Linked DNA regions of Homo sapiens: region 1 is linked to region 2. Evidence: read pairs that join two places in POLR2A ChIA-PET (ENCODE). Cell type or tissue: CD4-positive, alpha-beta T cell. All regions are shown on one strand. Links, peaks and the distances in the headings refer to the core of each region. The heading gives the core; the rest is flanking DNA. Region 1 has its middle 62 kb from the start of INAVA. Region 2 has its middle 11 kb from the start of GPR25.

Region 1 (2,914 bases), core at 193-2,692, 94 kb after region 2:
CCGACAATGATTTCTTAATAATTCTCCTTTTTCCCCCTCCCTTTAAAAAAGTTACTATTCTAGGGGACTGTCTTTGACTTTTCTCTTTTGCTTTTTCAGCACGTCAGTAAATCTGACTAATACGTGCTTTGCAGTGTTCTTCAGGGTCATCCTTTCTCCATTCCCACTACCCTGGCCTAGTCCAGACCCTTATTACCTGTGCTTGAAGCAATTATTTTAACTTTTTTTTAGAGACAGGGAGTCTCGCTATGTTGCCCAGGCTGGTCCCCAACTCCTGGCTTTAAGTGATTGTCCTGCCTCAACCTCCAGAGTAGTTGGGATTACAGGTGTGAGCCGCCACAGTTGACTAGAGCAACTCCAAAAGATAACATGCTGATCTCTCTCCTCCTAGGACCTTCTGTCAACCCAACACATTTCCCACGCCCAACATTTCTTGCCAATGGGATCCTCCTCTGGAGTCGGGCCAGCACCCAGTTGCCCTTCCCTCAACTACATTACGCTTAGCTTATCCCTACATTTCGCCCTTGTTTTGCTATACCCACCTTTTCCCGTTAAACACACACATGTTTACGTTCCCCTCCCATCTGCTCATTGAAGTTCTCTTTATTCAAGTTCAGCTCAAGTTTTACCTTTCTTTTTTTTTTTTTTTAAATTTTTTTTGGAGACAAAGTTTCGCTCTTGTCCCCCAGGTTGGAGTACAATGGCATGATCTTGGCTCACTGCAACCTCCGCCTCCCGGGTTCAAGCGATTCTCCTGCCTCAACCTCCCGAGTAGTTGGGATTACAGGTGCCTGCCACCATGCCCAGCTAATTTTTTTATTTTTAGTAGAGACGGGCTTTCACCATATTGGCCATGCTGGTCTCGAACTCCTGACCTCAGGTGATCCGCCCACCTCGGCCTCCCAAAGTGCTGGGATTACAGGCATGAGCCACCACACCTGGCCAAGTTCTACCTCTTTCACAATCTTTTCCTAGATGAATCAACACCTGTTTATAATAATTTTTTACTTGCTTTTAATTTGTGTAGTATTGTTATTGCCTTGAAATGTTCACTAGGTCGTTCATGTACCTAAGTCTTGACTCTCCAGCTGAATTGCTAGGATCTTTGAGGGCAGAGTGCATTTCTTACTTTTATCTCCTGCAGTTTCCCTTATCAAAAATGCTTAATGCGGCTGGACGTGGTGGCTCACACCTGTAATCCCAGCACTTTGGGAGGTTAGGCGGGTGAATCACCTGAGGTCAGGAGTTCGAGACCAGCCTGGCCAACATGGTGACACCCCCCTCTCTACAAAAAATACAAAATTAGCCAGGTATGGTGACACATGCCTGTGGTCCCAGCTGCTCGGGAGGCTGAGGCAGGAGAATCGCTTGAACCCGGGAGGTGGAGGTTGCAGTGAGCCGAGATCGTGCCACTGCACTCCAGCCTGGGCGACAGAGTGAGACTCCATCTGGAAAAAAAAAAAATGCTTAAGGGGCCAGGTTTGTGGTGGCTCATGCCTGTAATCCCAGCACTTTGGGAGGCTAAGGCGGGTGGATCACCTGAGGTCAGGAGTTCAAGATCAGACTGGTCAACATTCTGAAACCCCATCTCAACTAAAAAATACAAAAATTAGGTGGGCATGGTGGCACATGCCTGTAGTCCCAGCTACTCAGGAGGCTGAGGCAAGAGAATTGCTTGAACCCGGGAGGTGGAGGTTGCAGTGAGCCGAGATCATACCACTGCACTCCGGCCTGGGCGACAGAGCAAGACTCCATCTCAAAAAAAGAAAATGCTTAAGGAAAACTTGGAGAATGAATAAATGACTTCTGGGATGACAGGTGCAAATTCATCCTTAAAGCTTTGGCCTCTCTACCAATTCTAAACCCTTAAGAACATTTCCCTACTAGTGAGTAGGAACCTAGTCCAAAGTCATTGAGGATTTTTTTTTCTCCTTGCCCACCTGTCTTTCTTGGTCTCCCTTCCCCAGCTGCTTCAGTGCCCAGATGTGGCAGCCTTAGTGGATGACTTCACCACCTGCATTCTGGCAAACTGGTTCAAGAGTGAGGAGCCAGCCACAGTGAAGCCATTGCTGCAGATGCTAGAGGTCTTTGCGAAGCATGAAAACATGGTAAAATGGGGCAGGGGCTAAGGGTGTGCGCTCAGGAGATGTAACCAGGAGAAGGAACATCTGGTGTGTCCAGTTATAGATAGGGTGGGACACACTCTTGGGATCAAAGAGAGCAAATCCTCATGAGGCCAGTACAGCACAGACAGGAGTTGGGGCTTGAGCCATTCATGATTTCTCCCTCCCAGGAAAGGTCTCCTGAGGAAGTTTTTTCATGGGTCATTTCAGAGAATAGACCAAGCTAACCCCAGGATCTCACACGTCATCCAGGTCCCTTGGAGATTGCTGTCATCATCAGGGATGAGAAGCGCAGTGGCGATGGAAACTTACAGTGTAGTGGGAGGAGGGGGCCTCCTCTGTTTTCTCCCCTTCCCTCATGATGGACACAAGGTACCTCCCCAAATGCCCTCCTGGGCAGCTCACTCCGATGGCCACCCAGATGCTGGGCCAGTCCCAGCTCTGGAATGAAAAAGCAGTAGAGTGTGGCTCTCAATTGTGGGGCTGAATTGACTTGAAATGAGAATTCCTTGGCTTGGCAGGAGTTATTTCCCCAGCTCCCCATTCCCTGAGCCACTGTCTCCCGCAGGTGAGGCGGCTCCGAATCCTCCAGCCCTATGTGCTGAACTGCTGCTACTCCTCGAACAGCGACATCGTACTGGAGACTTTGCTGGTGCTGAAGAATCTCCTGAGCCACCTCACCTGGCAGCACTCCTCCTCCTTCCTGACCCAGCTCACCTTCACGCTGGTGCCCTTCTTTGAGGAGGTGAAGGCCTCTCTGGGGTCATTTTCTTTCTTTAGGCATCTGTAAA
Region 2 (2,914 bases), core at 105-2,604:
GAACTAGTGCTCTATGTCTTTGAAACTGAATGGCCAGTGAACTCACTGATCTGGAGTAGCCATGAGAAGCTAGTTCTTGACCATTATTTTGTAAGTTTCACTTTGATTTTGCTGATTCTACTTACTCAGAACAGAGTAAAGAAAAAGGTGTTTTTTAAGAAAAAAGAGATCTGATAACAAAACTATAAAATAATCGTCATGCCTAATTATATACCTGAAGAAATATCTGGTTAGTAGACATAAATGTGGTTTTCTAGCTTGGGACCTTTTTGATAGGTTCTGTAACTTCAGAGCACAGCTATATTTCCACAATATTTCCAGTACTTTAATTTTCAGAAATAAAAATATTTAACCCGGCCGGGCGCGGTGGCTCACGCCTGTAATCCCAGCACTTTGGGAGGCCGAAGTGGGCGGATCACGAGGTCAGGGGATCGAGACCATCCTGGCTAACATGGTGAAACCCCGTCTCTACTAAAAATACAAAAAAAATTAGCCAGGCCTGGTAGCGGGCACCTGTAGTCACAGCTACTTGGGAGGCTGAGACAGGAGAATGGCATGAACCCGGGAGGCAGAGCTTGCAGTGAGCCGAGATTGCACCACTGCACTCCAGCCTGGGCGACAGAGCGAGACTCCGTCTCAAAAAAAAAAAAAAAAAAAACCCTAAGACCCAGGCAACATTAGAAAAATGTACACAATGCCAGGTATGGTGGTGGCTCATGCCTATAATCCCAGCACTTCGGGAGGCCAAGGCAGGCAGATCACTTGAGGTCAGGAGTTTTGAGACCAGCCTGGCCAACACGGCGAAACCCTGTCTCTACTAAAAAATAAAAATTAGCCAGGCATGGTGGCATACGCCTGTAATCCCAGGTACTCAGGAACATGAGGCAGAAAAATTGCTTGAACCCAGGAGGCGGAGGTTGCTGTGAGCCAAGATCGCACCTCTGCAGTCCAGCCTGGGTGACAGAGTGAGGCTGTGTCTCAAAAAAAAAAAAAAAAAAAAAAAAAGTGTACACAAACCCTAGAGCCCCCACACAATAAGAATGTGTTGCCTTATGACTGAAATTGATACTTCTTAACTAGGGCAGAGGAAAATATTCTGTAGTGAATAGGAACAAACACCTTTATTTCATGATCTGTCTACACAGAAAGATGATAATAAAATTCAGCAAAGGAAATGTAGCTGTAATGTTATGACCTAGGAATTGGCTATTGGAGAAACACATCTATAAAATGAGTGTGAAATTCTGTCGTCCCTTAGAAGTATATAGATGCTTAAGAAATAGGTATCTTCTCAAAAGAAACAAATGAGATATTAATGATTTTGCCTAATTTGATGGGGGTGGGGGAAGTACACAGATTGGTATGTCAGAGTTGCTCTTCAAATAAGGAGATCTAGAATCTAGTTTCAGTCACTTCCTTTTTGCCCCTGTGGGCATGTAGGTCTTCTAGCAACTCAAGGCCACATGCTTAGACAACACAGATTAGTTTTGTACATGTGTTTAAATCACTGTGGTGATATGTGTCACAACAACAGCTAAAATCAGATAACTTTATTCCATCTACAGTGGCTTATTTATGTCAGGAAAATAGGGGGCAATTATTTTCCATCAAAGAGGTGAAAAGCAAATTAAGAAATGTTTTAAGACCCACTAAGGTTTTTTTTTTTTTTTTTTTTTGGGGACACATTAAGCAAAGCCACCATGGTACCTTAGGCTACTAATGCATTTGATTCTTCTTAACCCCAACCTGTTGTTTTAGGTGATTGAACCTGTGATTCAGCCTTCAGTAGGTGTTAGAGGCATCCAACACAGGTGGCAAGTATCGTCTACAGCACCTCTACTTCACAGTTACATTCAGCTGCTGTGATTCCTGGCCGACCCTATTATTCATACTTCAGGGTTTGTGTGTTTATATAGAAAAGGAAATGTGGCTCTCAACCCGAGATCGCGCTGCTGCACTTCAACCTGGGTGACAGAGTGAGACTCAGTCTCAAAAAAAAAAAAAATTGCTTTATAATTTAAAAGATTCTTTGCTTTGCTTTCTCTTTTAACTTACTGCTGCCTGGGAGGAGGTGAGCATTTACGTCTCCATTCTACAGATGAGGAAGATGAGGCTTTAAAAGGTTAGTAGCTGTCCCAGGGACTCAAAGCTAGTAAGTGACAGCATTACAAGTGGCACCTAAGCCTTCTGGTTTCAAATCCCCTTACTGTGCCATATGGTACAGTTTCCCACTGCGTTGTACATGTTGTGGAATAAGAATAAGGCTCACAGCTGTTACTAGTTAATAACGTATTCACCATTGGTAGAAAACTCAGAACTTGTGGTTAAAGTGGATTTTGTTCTCTTGCCCAAGACTGTTAACCATCATCAACACAACAGCTAAAATCAGCCTGTTACGCTCACCTGCTGTTTAATATCTAGATTCATAAAGATGAGAGAATGGAAAAACTGCAAAAGTGGTGAAAACAAATTCTGATAATAGGTTAATCAGAATTATCTAGGAAACAGTTATTAGATGAAAGGGGCTAGGTAGGTCACAAAGGTAAGTTCTCTTCCATCAAGGAACTCTTGAAGTGGATGCCATTAGACCTTTACAAACAACGGATATACCGTGTGCTGTATTAGAGGTATGGAACCGAAAGTAAAGGACAGATGCGCCCTTGTCTTGTCAACAGTAAGAGCCTCTTGTCCATCAAGAGAATTCATGTACTTTATAGGGTACTAACTCTACTAAAACTAACTCTATAAAGAACTTAAGACTGCTCTTCCTGGGGAACTTGTCTACAGGCACTCAGAATGGTCCAGCATTTGACATACTGTCATAGGCTTTCCTACAATACAGCCTCTAACAAAACTACGCGAACCCCTGGTAATAGAATTGTTTACCTTTATACCAAGAAGGTTGGGAAAGCAT

Evidence for each region. ChIA-PET counts read pairs that join two places held together with the same protein. Peaks named below come from ENCODE experiments on the same cell type or tissue, not always from the same donor. Only the 100,000 strongest peaks of a DNase experiment are listed, where the experiment ranks them.
Region 1: POLR2A ChIA-PET joins it to region 2 with 9 read pairs; 2 of 35 experiments call an interaction of 5 or more read pairs at or near these places.

The regions. Positions count from the first base shown.
Region 1 is chr1:200,955,332-200,958,245 of GRCh38, forward strand. It overlaps the pseudogene MROH3P. Among named protein-coding and RNA genes, the nearest start is that of INAVA, 62 kb to the left of the region's middle. In CD4-positive, alpha-beta T cell, for the core only: no CTCF peak of the experiment used is centred there; no DNase peak of the experiment used is centred there.
Region 2 is chr1:200,861,012-200,863,925 of GRCh38, forward strand. It overlaps the pseudogene RPL34P6. Among named protein-coding and RNA genes, the nearest start is that of GPR25, 11 kb to the right of the region's middle. In CD4-positive, alpha-beta T cell, for the core only: no CTCF peak of the experiment used is centred there; DNase peaks (open chromatin) are centred at 1,410 and 1,900; H3K4me3 peaks cover 470 bases; H3K27ac peaks cover 1,310 bases.